Regions from separate parts of the Homo sapiens genome. Here region 1 is linked to region 2. Evidence: read pairs that join two places in POLR2A ChIA-PET (ENCODE). Cell type or tissue: PC-9. All regions are shown on one strand. Links, peaks and the distances in the headings refer to the core of each region. The heading gives the core; the rest is flanking DNA. Region 1 overlaps VPS35L (VPS35 endosomal protein sorting factor like). Region 2 overlaps IQCK (IQ motif containing K).

The links. ChIA-PET counts read pairs that join two places held together with the same protein. Peaks named below come from ENCODE experiments on the same cell type or tissue, not always from the same donor. Only the 100,000 strongest peaks of a DNase experiment are listed, where the experiment ranks them.
Region 1: POLR2A ChIA-PET joins it to region 2 with 6 read pairs; 1 of 35 experiments calls an interaction of 5 or more read pairs at or near these places.

What each region holds. Positions count from the first base shown.
Region 1 is chr16:19,637,094-19,641,093 of GRCh38, reverse strand. VPS35L (VPS35 endosomal protein sorting factor like) reads right to left here. Exons shown (of 31, transcript NM_020314.7): 20 at 3,438-3,500; 21 at 994-1,079. Among named protein-coding and RNA genes, the nearest start is that of KNOP1, 79 kb to the left of the region's middle. In PC-9, for the core only: no CTCF peak of the experiment used is centred there; a DNase peak (open chromatin) is centred at 2,333.
Region 2 is chr16:19,802,878-19,813,770 of GRCh38, reverse strand. The region is part of intron 7 of IQCK (IQ motif containing K); the gene reads right to left. Among named protein-coding and RNA genes, the nearest start is that of IQCK-AS1, 42 kb to the right of the region's middle. In PC-9, for the core only: no CTCF peak of the experiment used is centred there; DNase peaks (open chromatin) are centred at 4,460 and 5,340; H3K27ac peaks cover 3,192 bases.

The sequences.
Region 1 (4,000 bases), core at 1-4,000, 170 kb after region 2:
GGTTCTGCCTCAAAATAAATTAAAAAAATAATAATAAAATAAAAATAAAACCCTAGCTAGGCGAGGTGGCTCACGCCTATAATCCCAGCACTTTGAGGTGGATGGATGGCTTGAGCCCAGGAGATGAAGACCAGCCTGGGCAACATAGAGAGACCTCATCTCTACAAAAAATGCAAAAATCAGCTGGGTTGTAGTGGGGCACACCTGTAGTCCCAGCTACCTGGGAGGCTGAGGTGGGAGGATCACCTGAGCATGAGAAGGTCAAAGCTGCAGTGAACCGTAATTGTGCCACTGCACTCCAGGCTAGATGACAAAGTGAGAACTTGTCTCCAAACAAAAACAAAAACACCTTTTTTCCATGCACCACCTTAAAATTATTTCATGTACCACTAGCAGTCGGGCAGTTTTGGGAAACACAGACTTAATCAAAAAAATGAAAAGAACTAAATTTGATTTTTTTTCTTTTTTGTTAAAGAGCTAAATTTGAAAACTGATCACACATTAGTCAGCTACATAACTAAACACTGAAGATGAAAACCTTTCTAGCACCGGTGCCTTCTTCGTAAGTATGTATGTCCTGATTTGTATCCTTAAAAATGTTACTCTTGAGGGAATTTATCAAAAGACTGCTCCTTCTAAAAACATATCAAAAGTAAAATGGAGCTGCTGGCCAGGCACATGATTACACTTGCTACTCTGTCTTCTTAAACACGAATGACAAACTTTTATCAGACTGCTGCTTTTAATGTGGCTTTCCTTCCAGTGTGGTTTTCTGGCCAGGCTCATGATAACACTTGCTACTCTGTCTTCTTAAACACGAATTACAAACTTTTATCAGACTGCTGCTTTTAATGTGGCTTTCCTTCCAGTGTGGTTTTCTGTATGAAATACGTACACATCACTCGGCCTCAAAGTGCAAGAACTGATTTTTTATCAACAGGTTTCACAAGGACATTGGGAATCAAGGCTTCTGCTGCACGCAGTGGCACTCACTTGATAAAGGCGTCCATGATGCATTTGCAAACCTCCACCCGCACACTCTCTTTTTGGAACATGTCCAGAAACGGCAGAAATTTTTCCTATAAATAAAGCAAGCACTCTATATGCAAATGACACAAGTTATTGGAAGGAAGGAATCTGTGGGTCTCTTTTTCTGTGGAGTTCAAAGAAGCAGAACAGAGGTTCATCTCTCTGAGTCGGGTCAGATGAGGACTCCTCTGAAATCAGGGAGAGGACCTGACTGGGCTTGTAAAAAGCTGTTACTGGGCCGGGCACAGTGGCTCACACCTGTAATCCCAGCACTTTGGGAGGCTGAGGCGGGTGGATCACTTGAGGCCAGGAGTTCAAGACCAGCCTGGCCAACATGGCGAAACCCTGTCTCTACTAAAAATACAAAAATAAACCAGGCATGGTGATGCATGCCTGTAGTCCCAGCTACTTGGAAGGCTGAGGCAGGAGAACTGCTTGAACTCGGGAAGGCGGAAGTTGCAGTGAACCGAGATCACTCCACTGCACTCTAGCCTGGGTGACAGAGCAAGACTCTATCTCAAAAATAAACAAACAAACAAAATAAAAAGCTGTTACTATTAAAACAACTTATATGCATTCCAGGGATTGGTGCTGGGACCAGTTAACATTTTGGTGAGCCATCCAGGCAACCTTTGATGACCACAAGCTTTTCTGGGCAAGGCAGACTTCAGTCTTTTTGTGATTATATTGATGAGCAATGGAAGAAGAGTCAGAGTAGAGCTGTTCACAGATGGCCTCGAAATTGGACCGCCTGGCTCTGAATACTAACCTCGGTGACTGTGTGGCTGTAAGCAAGTTACTCTACCTCTTCCTGCATCAGTTTTCTCATCTGTAAAGTGGGAATATGGTAGTTGCTCCCTTATCTGCGGTTTTGCTTTCCATAGTGTCAGTTATCCTCGGTTAACGGCCATCCGAAAATATTAAATAGAAAATTCTAGAAATAAGCACTTCATTCATTTTCATTTTTATTTTTATTGCATTTTATTTGTTTGAAACAGAGTTTCGCTCTGTTGTCTAGGCTCGAGTGCCCTGGTGCAATCTCGGTTCACTGCAACCTCAGCCTCCCCAGTAGCTGGGACTACAGGCATGCACCACCACACCTGGCTAATTTTTTGTATTTTTAGTAGAGACAGGGTTTTGCCATGTTGGCCAGGCTGGTCTGGAACTCCTGGTCTCAGGTGATCTGCCTGCCTTGGCCTCTGAAAGTGCTGGGTTTACAGGTGTGAGCCACTAAGCCCAGCCCCATTCATTTGAAATTGTGCATTGCTCAGAGTAGTGTAATGAAATCTCACGCTATACTGTTCTGTCCCTCCCAGGTTGTGAGTCATCCCTTTGTCTAGCGTCTCCACATTGTAGATGCTACCTGCTCGTTAGTCACTTAGCAGCTGTCTTTGTCATCAGATTCACTGTCATGGTATCACAGCATTTTTGTGTTCAAAGAACACTTATTTTACTTAATGATGCTCCCAAAGTGCAAGAGTAGCAATGCTGGCATATTGTTATAACTGTTCTATTTTAGCTATTGTTGTCAGTCTCTTACTGTGCCTAATTTATATATGAAACTTTACCGTAGGTATGTATGTATAGGATAAAACATAGTATACACAGCAGTCAGTTCTATCTGCGGTTTCAGGCAACTCCTGGGAGTCTTGGAATGTATATTCCTCCTGGATAAGAAGGCAATACTACAGTGATAACTCCTACTTCCCCGTGGTGGTATGAAACTAATGTGAGGCAATACATGTAAAGTCCCAGAACAGTGCTTGGAGTGTGGTATATGTCGAATAAATATTAGCTGCTATGATTAAAATAAAAAATCTTACAATCTTGTGAGCACATGTAAATGGAACCTGGAAGAGGGAAGTGAAGGGAGAGACAGAGAATGTTACTATACAGGGAATAACCTAGATTCCCTACTTGCCCAGGGCACTGAACAAACTCGAACAGACATCGCAGGATATTTTAAATTTTTGAGGGAATCATGGTAAATCTCAACTGTCAGACACTGAAACAACTACTAGTCAATGTATTTCATAGTTTCAACATTAGGCTGTGTGATTAAAAAGCAAGTGCCCTGTGAAAATCACTGTGGAAGAGCAAAGTAAGAGAAGGCTGTCCAAAGTGTTTTGAAGGTTTGAGAAGTTGTGTAATGCCCTTACTTATACATATCCCATAAGTAAGGAATGAAACAGAAATAATATTTTTCTTTCAGTTTTTGTGTATTATTTTTTCAAATACGGCTTAATCTATTAGGACATAAATACTTAAGTTGATCAGACTTAACTACTTTATAAAAGGAACTGCTGAATATTTCTTTTGGCCTGGGGCATCATGAAAACATTACTGAGACAATGAGAACCTCTGAGCCAGGTACAAATTTCCAAAGATAATTAAGAAATCCTACTTACCACTGAGAAAAGAACTGAGAAGTCATGGAAGTGGGCAATAACTTTCTTAATTATTAACTGAAGCTGTAAAACAAACAAACAAAAATATTATTTTTAAAAACTTAATTTTTAAAAATTTCTTTCTGGTTTACATTCTCTCAGGAAAACCTAAATTTTTTTTTAAAAAGGCAATCACCTTTCATAATTTGCAATTATTACTACAATAAGGTAAGCCTGGATTGTTCAACAAATGGTGAACTGGGCTTAGGGTAGGCTCTGTCTCAAGCTGAGTTTGCCCAATGACTCTGTACATCCTACTTCATAGTCCTGGGGAAGTAACTGAGTCTCAGTCTCAGCTTCCTCATCTGTGAATTGGAGATCAAAGCAGTAAGGACTCAATGGAATGGTTCGTGGAAGGTCCTGAGTGCAGTGCCCGCCTTTAGAAAGTTCTCCATTAATGTCAGCTATTGTTATTCCTTGAATAGTGGGCAAACTTTTTCTATAAACGTCCTACAGTCCACCACAACTACTCAACACTATTGCAGTGCAAAAGCAGCCATTGCCAACATTAAATGAATGTGCAT
Region 2 (10,893 bases), core at 2,697-6,696:
GTATTTTAGTTTCCCCTAATTTATTTCCTATTGGTTAATAACTATTTAGATCTATCAGCTTCCTCATTCACCATTGTTTCTTGCATCCCACTCCTTCCTTGTGGGTTCAGTTTCCTTCTAGCTGAAGTATATCATTTAGCAGTTCTTTCAATGCGAGATGTGTTTTTAAATGCCTTTGTTTATAGCCCTTGCTCTTGAATGGTAATTTAGTAGGCACATAATTCTAGGTTGAATATTATTTTGTCTGGATTAGAAGACATTACACTTCCCTGTCTTCTGGCATATACTGCTGCTGATTGGAAGTCTATAATCATCTCATTGCTTTCCTTTGTAGGTAATCTTTCCTTTAAGATAGCTTGCTGGCTTCTTCTTTGCATAGTTTCACCATGAAGCATTTTGGTATTGTTTTGTCCTTATTTATCTAGTTCAAGATTCATGTTTCTTCAACTTTGGAATACTGTCACTCAATATCTCTATGAATATTGCTTCTCCCCCATTCATTCTATTGTTTCCCTCTGGAATTCCTATTAGACTTAGGTTGGACCTTCTCATTCTGTCCTTGTCTCTTAACTGCTTTTCCACATTTCCTATCCCTATCTCTCTACTGCATTCTATCTCCCAGATCTGTCTTCCAGTTGACTAATTACTTCTCCAGCTGTGTCTATCTGCTGTTTAACTCATACCTAAAATATGGTCCATGGATCAGAAATATCAGCATCACCTGGGAGCTTATTAGAAATGCAAATTCATGGGCTTCACCCAAGACCCATTTAACAGAGTGGGGCCCAGGAATCTGTGTTTTACCAAACTCTGCAGGTGACTGTGATGCTCACTGAAGTTTGAGAAGCACTGCTTTAGTACATTGATTCAATTGCTTTCATTTCTAGAGGATGCACTTAAGTTTTTTCAAATCTGAATTTCCCCCCCTACCTTTTTCTGCAATGAATTGCCTTTTTCTTTCAGCAAGATTTATATATTTTTTCTAGCAAATCTTTATAATCTTATACTTATTTTATAGTCTCAAATTGCCACTCTTGGGGATTTGGATTTTCCAGTTGATTGTATCTACTGACTCCCCTCCTTTCTTGTTGGTTTATTTTTTATTATGAGCTCATAACTATTAGTTCCAAGTTTGCCCACATCTGAAATCATATCTCTTATCCAGGGGTCAGTAAACTGTTTTTTTGTAAAAGATCAGATAGTAAATATTTTCGGCTTTGTGCATCATATGGTCTCTGTCATAATAATGCCAACTCTGACATTATAGTACAAAAGCACCCATAGAAAACATGTTTTTAAAATAGGCATATTGTATTTTAACAAAACTTTATAAAACAGGCAGTAGGCTAGATTTGCTCTGTGGGCTATAGTTTACAAACACCCGCTCTTGAGTGGTCATTAGAACCTATAGCCCCCAGCTTCCCTATTGCCTCTTCCATCTGTCTATATGTATTACATAAATATTAATTTAATGCTATTTCCATGGCCAGGCATAGTGGCTCATGCTTGTAATTCCAGCACTTTGGGAGGCCCAGGTGGGCGGATCACTTGAGGTCAGCAGTTCAAGACCAGCTTGGCCAACATGGTGAAACTCCATCTCTACTAAAACTACAAAAATCAGTGGGTGTGGTGGTGCACGCCTGTAATCCCAGCCACTGGGGAGGCTAAGGCAGAAGAATTGCTTGAACCCGGGAGGCAGAGACTGCAGTGAGCCGAGTTTGCACCACTGTACTCTAGTCTGGGCAACAGAGTGAGACTCTGTCTCAAAAAAAAAAAAAAAAAAAATTAAGGCTATTTCCTAAATTTACCTGATGACACTGAGATCACTGAAGGTACTTGTTCAAAACAGAATCCCAGACCCTTTCCCTGTAGGTACTGATTGAGTATGTGTGAGGTAGAACCAAGGTTTCAGCATGTTCAGGAAGAAACCTAGGTGATTCTAATGATCTGAAAAGTTTGGGGAACACTGTTCTAATAAACAGAATGTTAAGAATGAACTTAATGTTACAAGACTTAGCATCCTAACATCTGTACAACTTTCAGTTCTTGCTCACATGAATGGCACGTTGATTATTTCAAATCCACAAAATCTGAGTCAAAAAGGACTGCTCAGGTCATTAATGTATAGTCAGCAAGGCACTATCTCTGTGACTCATGAAGAGCAGCTGCTTTTTGGTGGGGTCGTCTTTGCAGTGCCAGATATAAAGAGGCCTCCCAGGAAGCCACACCTATTTTTTGTTAAAGTCCCTTTAATAATAAGACTATATCGCAGTACAGATTTGGAAAAGACGGAATTTCCCCCAACAGCTCAGTGATAATAGTTCAGATAAAGTTCATCCAACTGTTCGCTGTACTTGTTTACCCAAATAACCAGGGAATGAATAAGTTGCAAAAGCATTTAAGGTATTTGATAAACTTTCCAATGATTTACAGGGTTAAACTACAGCAAAGTTTGCTATGCTAGAGACCATATCATTGTACAATGCATTGTTGTTGTTTTGAGACAGGGTCTCGCTCTGTCACCCAGGCTTGAGTGCAGTGGCATGATCTGGGCTCACTGCGGCTTCAACCTCCTGGGCTCAAGCCATTCTCCCGAGTAGCTGGGACCACGGGCATGCACCACTACACCTGGCTGATTTTTATATTTTTTGTAGAGACCAGGTTTTGCCATGTTCCCCAGGCTGGTCTCAAGCTCCTGAACTCAAGCAATCCACTAGCTTCTGCCTCCCAAAGTGTTGGGATTACAGGCGTGAGCCACTGTACCCAGACCGTACAATGCCTTCAATGCCTTGATCTCTTCTTTACCACTAATACGTATTCAAGAGCTGACTTTTACGTAGTACTTTCATTACATAATAGTGCCAGCACTATTTTAAGACTTTTATACATATTAACTTTTAATTCTCAGAACAACCATACAAATTAGAAACTATTGCCATCCCCATTTTCTTTCTTTTTTTTTTTTTTGCTGGAGTCTTGCTCTGTCACCCAGGCTGAAGTGCAGTGGCACGATCTTGGCTCACTACAACTTCCGCCTCCCAGGTTCAAGTGATTCTCCTGCCTCAGCCTTCTGAGTAGCTGGGATTACAGGCGCCCACCACTGTGCCTAGCTTTTTGTATTTTTAGTAGAGGGTTTCGCCATGTTGGCCAGGCTAGTCTCAAACTCCTGACCTCAGGTGATCCGCCCGCCTTGGCCTCCCAAAGTGCTGGGATTACAGGTGTGAACCACCATACCTGGCTACCATCTCTATTTTCTTTTTCTTTTTTTTTTTTTGAGACGGAGTCTCACTCTGTCACCCAGGCTGGAGTGCAGTGGCACGATCTCGGCTCACTGCAAGCTCCACCTCCTGGGTTGACACCATTCTCCTGCCTCAGCCTCCTGAGTAGCTGGGACTACAGGCACCCGCCACCACACCCGGCTAATTTTTTGTATTTTTTAGTATAGACAGGGTTTCACCGTGTTAGCCAGGATGGTCTCAATCTCCTGACCTCGTGATCCGCCCGCCTCGGCCTCCCAAAGTGCTGGGATTACAGGCATGAGCCACCGCGCCTGGCCGAACATCCCTATTTTCAAAGAGGAAACCGAGTCAAGGAGAGGTAGAATAACTTGCCTAAACTTGTGCATACTGTAGCCAGCACTTGAACCTACATGGCCTAACTCTAAAGTAGCAGTTCTTAGCTTGGCTGCCCACTGGACTCTCTTGGGGGTGCTCTAAAAAAAACCCACTGAAGGCTGAGTCGTACCACCACAGCTTCTGATTTAACTGCTGGCTTCAGGATTGTTATCGCCGCCCTGGTGTTTCTAATGTACAGTCAAGGTTGAGCACCACTGCCCTCACGTGTGGACACTTAACTCCTCTGCCAGCTCTCAAAGTCGGATCCGTAGACTGGCAGCATCTGCATCACCTGAGAACTTGTTTGAAACACAAGTTCTCAGGCCCCACTCCACTCCTACTGACTCCAGTTTTCTGGGGGTGGGGCCCATCGGCTGTGTGTTAACAGGCCCTCTGGATAATTATGATGTGGGCTAAAGTCGGAGAACCGCTGCACTGTGCCCCATTGAATCACATCTTCCTGGGTCCCTATCCCCTTGAAAACATTGTCGTGCTTCTCATTGAATGAGGGAGTCTATCACCTCTCTCTTGAATCTAGGCAAGGCTCATGACTGGCTTTGACAGATAGACAGTAACTGAAGTGCTGTGTTGTGCAACTTCCAGAAGGCTTGAAGTTTTTGTTTTTGTCCCCTGGATTGTATCTGCTACAATTTAAGGAAGCTGATGTGGTTTACTGGAGGATGAGAAGCCACATGGAGGAGAACTGTGGTGCCCCAGCCAGCAGCCAGCACCACCTGCCAGACATGTGAGGCCAGCTTGGACATTCCAGCCCAGCCAGGTCACCAGCTGAATGTAGCTACATGATCGAGTCTAGGTGAGACCAGTAGAGGAACTACCCAGCTAACACACGTCATGAAAAACAATCAACTGCTGTGGTTTTAAGTCACTAAATATTAGAGTGGTTTGTTACTCAGCAGAAGGGACTAGATTGCAGCTGCGCAATTTACCCTTAAACTTTGCCCTGGAGGGAAACTGGTTAGCCCTTAAAAGAAAAGGATGTGGCTGGGTGTGGTGGCTTACGCCTGTAATCCCAGCACTGTGGGAGGCTGAGGCAGGTGGATCACCTGAGGTCAGGAGTTCGAGACCAGCCTGACCAACATGGTGAAACCCCGTCTCTACTAAATACAGAAAATTAGCTGGCCGTGGTGGCGCATGCCTGTAATCCAGGCTACTTGGGAGGCTGAGGCAAGAGAATCACTTAAACCCAGGAGGCAGAGGTTGCAGAGAGCCAAGATTGCGCCATTGCACTCCAGCCTGGACAACAAGAGTGAAAACTCTGTCTAAAAAAAATGACCCTAGGAAAGTTGGAGATTTGGCTGGTGCTAACCCCAGGCAGGGTACTAGGTGGCTCACATGCAGGCCTGGCTTCATGGGCACTGCCCTGTGCAACTGCACAGGACTCATGCTTACAAGGGCCTCACACTTATTTTATGCTCTGCTGACACTATCTAGAAATTCTTAATCACTTTGAACAAGGAGCCCCGCATTTTCATTTTCCTCTGGGCCCTGCAAATTAATATATAACCAGTCCTGCTAATATACAGGTTTCTCATTTACTCCACACAACCACCCTAGGAACTAGAATTCCTTATTATTATCAGCCTCACGTACAGATAAGGAAAATGAGGCTCTGAGAAGTGAAATACTCATACAAGGTCACATGGCAAGAGAGGCAGGGTGGCACTCAGGCTTCTCAAATCCCTGAGCCCTGGAGCCAGTTCACTGCAGTGAACCCTGTGTGAACCACTGAGTGAAACCTGGAGTGTGGTTTATCAGTTTTCGTCACATACTGGGGGTACATTGTGACTGAGCAAATAAAAAGGGAGTTTTGCTGATAGCCTGGCAAGTTGGCAAGACATTTTCTGGGCATATTAAGGAAAATACACTTGCAGCTCTAACCCAGAGTATGTTTAAACAACTACAGGAGCAGGCAGGGGGAAGGGAAGGGCCTGACCTGAGAAGTCAGGCCCGAAGCAGCCCAAATCCACTATTTATAGTGCTGTGGCCTATTTTGGCCTGCCGGGTGGCCCTGAAAATTGCCCTGAGAACTGGGCCTAGAAACAGACCATGGAAACCAGGCGCCTTCATTCTGGGGTATGGCTGGAATCATGCTGGGCACAGACAAAAGTTTTCTTGATGAGCTCAAGGATGTTTTTTTAAAAAAAACAAAACAGGATTTTCTTTGACAGGGAATTAAAAAAAATACTCATTTAAGGAACATCATCAGGAAATGATCAGGAATATATTCTTAGGGAGAAAATGCATGGATCAGACCCAGCCAATACAGAGCTAATACTTATGAGCCCTTAACCATGTGCCAAGCACTGTGCAACCTGCACCATTTCATTTATGCCCTCACATATGACCCTGTGACAGCAGCAATATTATTATCCCCATTTTACAAGAAAGGAAACTGAGGCTTAGGAAAATTAAGTGATGTACTGAAGGTCACATTGTTGGCAAGCCAGGATTAAAACCCAGATCATGGCACCCTACTAGGCTGTCACCCATAGGGCTGCTTCTCAAACTTCAGCATGCAAAGACTCTCCTGGGAACCATGTAAAGATGCAGATTTTGATTCAGGAGGTCTGGATGGGGCCTGAGATTCTGCATGCCAACCAGATGCCAGTTGATGATGATAATAGCACTGGTTCTTGGACCATAATTTGAGTAGCAAGGATGCAAACAAATATTACAAGTTTTCCTGCTTCTACTTTTATCCTCTTACAATCTGTTCTCTCTGCAGCAGCCTGAGTTATTGTATTGGTCTCCATTGCTGCATAACAAACATCCCCCAGGCGTGGCAGGTTTAAGAAACAACACAATTTCTGAAGATTAGGAACATAGGAGCAGCTTAGCTGGGGCATTCTGGCTTAGGGTTGAGGCTGCAGTTAGGATGTCAGCTGGGCCTGCAATCATCTGAAGGCTTGACTGGGCTGGAGGATCCACTTCCACAATGGCTCCCTCCCATGGCTGTTGGCTAGAGGCCTCAGTTTCTTGCCATGTAGGTGCCCCCATAGGGATGATCAAGACCAGCTGGCATCCTCCAGAGGGAATGATCCCAGAGGGAGAGAACAAGTGAGCACAAGACTGCTGTGTCTTTAATAACCTAATCTTGGATGTGGCACACCATTATTTCTGCCATATTCTACTGCCACACATATTAACCCTGATACAATGTGGGAAGAGACTCCCCAGTAATGGGAATCCCAGGGGGTGGGGGTTATTGGGGAGTCACTGTGGATGCTGACTACAGTTTCCTGATGAAAACTCAGATCATGTCATTCTTCTGCCCATCATTTCTTATCAGTCAGAATAAAATCCAAAGTTCCAGCATCCAAATGAAAGCTCACCTTTGATTCTACAAGATCTGTCCCCTGACTGCTTCCTCATCTCCTCTCCCATTCACCTCTAGCTCACTGCTTTATTTTTTCTTTTTTTGGGGGGTGGGGGGGTGGGGAGTGGTTTGAGACAGGGTCTTGCTCTGTCACCCAGGCTGGAATGCAGTGGCATGATCTCAGCTCACTGCAAGCTCTGCCTCCCGGGCTCAAGCCATCCTCCACCTCGGGTTCCCAAGTAGCTAGGACTACAGGTGTGTGCCACCACACTCAGCTATTTTTTTTTTGTATTTTTTGTAGTGAGTTCATTTCACCATGTTGCCCAGGCTAGTCTCAAACTCCTGTACTCAAGTGATTTGCCCGCCTCAGCCTCCCAAAGTGCTGAAATTACAGGTGTGAGCCACTGAGCCTGGCCTCACTTTTATTTTCTAATATATATATAATGTATTTTTTAGACAGAGAGTCTCGCTCTGTCACCCAGGCTGGAGTATAGTGGTGCAATCATAGCTCACTGTAGCCTCAACCTCCTGGGCTCAAGCCATCCCCTCACTTTAGCCTCCATTAGCCTCTACCACCATGCCCAGCTCCAGCTCACTTACACACTGACTCTCTTGCTGGTCCTCAATACATCCAGCACCCTCCTGCTCCTGCAGGCCTTTGCATGTGCTTTTCCTTCTGCCTAGAATGAACTTCATTCAGGTCTCAGATCAAATAACACCTTCTCAGAGAGGCCTTCCTTGACCAAATTCACCATCTAAAATAGTAGCCGAGATGTCTTTTCAGGCTTTTGCATTTCTGACTACCGGATGGCCTCACCCAGACCTGTGCTGTGACTCAACCAGTCCTGTGGCTCCCCACCCAGAAGTAGACTCAGCACATGAGGACTGCTTTCCACACCCCTATGAGTTCATCCCCAACCAATCAGCAGCACCCATTCCCTAGCCCCCCCACCCCACCAAACTATCTTTGAAAAACCTCTAGCCTCCGAGCCTTTGGGGATATTGATTTGAGTAATAACTCTGTCTCCCATGTGGCATGGCTGGCCTCGTGTCAATTAAACTCTTTCTTTACTGCAATGCCTGGTTTCTATGAATTGCTTTTGTTTGTACAGCACACAGGAAGAACCCATGGTGTGGTTATAAGATGTAAATGTATATTGTGAGCTGCTGAGTTTTGGAGTTTGGGGGTGATTTGTTATGCAGCATTATTGTGACAATAGCTAACTGACACACTCTTTGACATTATGTTACTATGCATTTATTTGTATCTGTTTACAGTCTCCTGAAAGAATGCAAGCTCCATGAGGGCAGGGACTTTGTCTCCTTCCCTGCAGGTTGCCTAGCATCCAGAACAATGCCTGCCTGCCACATTGTAAGCACTCAATAATTACTAGTGAGTGAATATTAGCAAATGAATCCATCTCATTGTAGCACCTGCTTGCTTAACTATGATGCTATATTGCCTTCAAATCAGACCCCAAATTGCAAAGGATCAAAAAATAATTGTCTTGCACAGGAGATCTAGGCAGCATACTATTTACCAGGAAAATGTGACTCATACACCAAGCTGCTGGCCATTCTCTGTGCCAGATGCCATCTCTCTTCACCTGGGCCATATCTGAAGTCAGCCAGAAACGACAACCAACCCCTGCCTGAGAACGGAAGTGCTCCTTTAAATGACACTGGCTCACCTGGTTGGCTGGCTGTCCCCGGAGGAAAGCCAGAGACAGGGCTAATGAGCTCACACAAAGGGAGGAAATGCACCCCCACCCCCCTTCCTGGAACAGCTGCAGCAGGAGACGCCCCTCTCTGGAAAGGAGGAAGAGGAAGCTGGGGAAAGCAGACCAACAATGTGGGGAAGCCACATACTCAAGAGAAAGCAGAAGGAAAAAAGAATCTGGCGCTTAAACAACGATTGTTGGAACTTTACGATGAAATATAATACAAATCAAGACCAACTCCTAAAGGTTTCTTTGGTCCTGCCATCTCAGGGCTCACCCTGGGTTGAAAGTATTGTGAATGAGAAATGTTTGGCTAAATGCCAGCCCATCAGCCACACTGGTATTGTGTTTTTCTTTAAATACAAATACTGGCCAGGTGCAGTGGCTCACACCTGTAATCCCAACACTTTGGGAGGCGGAGGGAGTGGATCGCTTGAGCTCAGGAGTTTCAGACCAGGCAACATGGCAAGACTCGTCTCTAAAAAAATACAAAAATCAGCTGGTGTAGTAGCTCACAGCTGTGGTCCCAGCTACTTGGGAGGCTGAACTGGGAGGGCTGTTTGAGCCTGGGAGGTGGAGGTTGCAGTAGGGTGAGATTGCACCACTGCACTCCAGCCTAGGTGACAAAGTGAGACCCTGTCTCAAAATACAACAACAACAAAAAAAACCACCACACACACACATACACACAACAAACCTTTTACCTCTGTTTAGGAAATAGAACCTCAAGTACTTTTTTATTTTATTTTTTTTTTGAGATGAAGTCTCCCTCTGTCACCCAGGCTGGAGTGCAGTGGTGTGATCTCAACTCACTGCAACCTCTGTCTCCCAGGTTCAAGTGATTCTCCTGCCTCAGCCTCCCAAGTACAGGCATCCACTACCATGCCCAGCTAATTTTTTTTTTGTATTTTTAGTAGAGACAGGGTTTCACCATATTGGCCAAGCTGGTCTGGAACTCCTGATCTCGTGATCCACCTGCCTCGGCTTCCCAAAGTGCTGGGATTACAGGCGTGAGCCGCCGCACCTGGCAAAGAACCTCCAGTACTTTTCAAATAGGAAAGTCACTGATATATAATCACCTCCATACTGACACCATTCATTTCTGCATCTACAGTTTACAGAACACTATCTCCTGTGTTGTTACATTTAGAGACTGGGCACGGTGGCCCACATTTGTCATCCCAGCACTTTGGGGGGCCAAGGTGAGAGAATCACTTAAGGCCAGGAGTTCGAGACTAGCTTGGGCAACATAGTGAGACCCCCATCTCTACAAAAAAAATTAGCTGTTTGTGGTGGTGTACAACTGTAGCCCTATCTACTTGGGAGGCTGAACTGGGAGAATCGTTTGAACTCATGAGTTCAAGTCCGTAGTGAGCTATGATTGCACCACTGCACTTCAGCCTGTACAGCAAACTAAGACCTTGTCTCTGAAAATAAAAAATAAAACATTTTAATTCCATGATAACTTGGTGAGCTAGACTGGGCAGCTATTATTATTCTTCATCTAAAAAGAAAAAAAGTTGTGATTTATCATTCAGTGATTTCTCCTGAATCATAAAACTGGTAGGTAGCAAAGTCAATTCCAATACATCAGTGGGTCTCAATCCTGGCTGCATGTTAGAGTCACCTGGGAGCTATTAAACAATACCCATCTCTGGCTGGATGCTGTGGCTCACACCTGCAATTCCAGCACCTCGGGAGGCTGAGGTGGGCGTATCACTTGAGGGCAGGAGTTTGAGACCAGCTTGGCCAACATGGTGAGACCCTGTCTTTACTAAAAATGCAAAAATTAGCCGGGTGCAGTGGCGTGCGCCTGTAATCCCAGCTACTCCGGAGGCTGAGGCAGGAGAATTGCTTGAACCTGGGAGGTGGAGGTTGCAGTGAGCTGAAATCATTCCACTGCACTCCAGCCTGGGTGACAGAGTGAGACTCTGTCTCAAAAAACAAAAAAACAAACAAACAAAACAAAACAAAACAAAAAAGCCAACAATAGCAAACCTATCTCTTGTTCTCACTGTGACCAGTTGAACAAGAATCTCAGGGGAATAAGACCCCAGGTATCAGAAATTAAAAACAAAATCTGTCAGTGGATGGCTTTGATGAACAGTGAAGCTCGAGACCATCACAATCCATAGGTTCAAATAAACGAGTCTTACGTAAAAGTCGTATGTGTTTATTCCTCAGCAGAGTTAAGAACCCCTTCCTTCATGTTTCTCCTCTT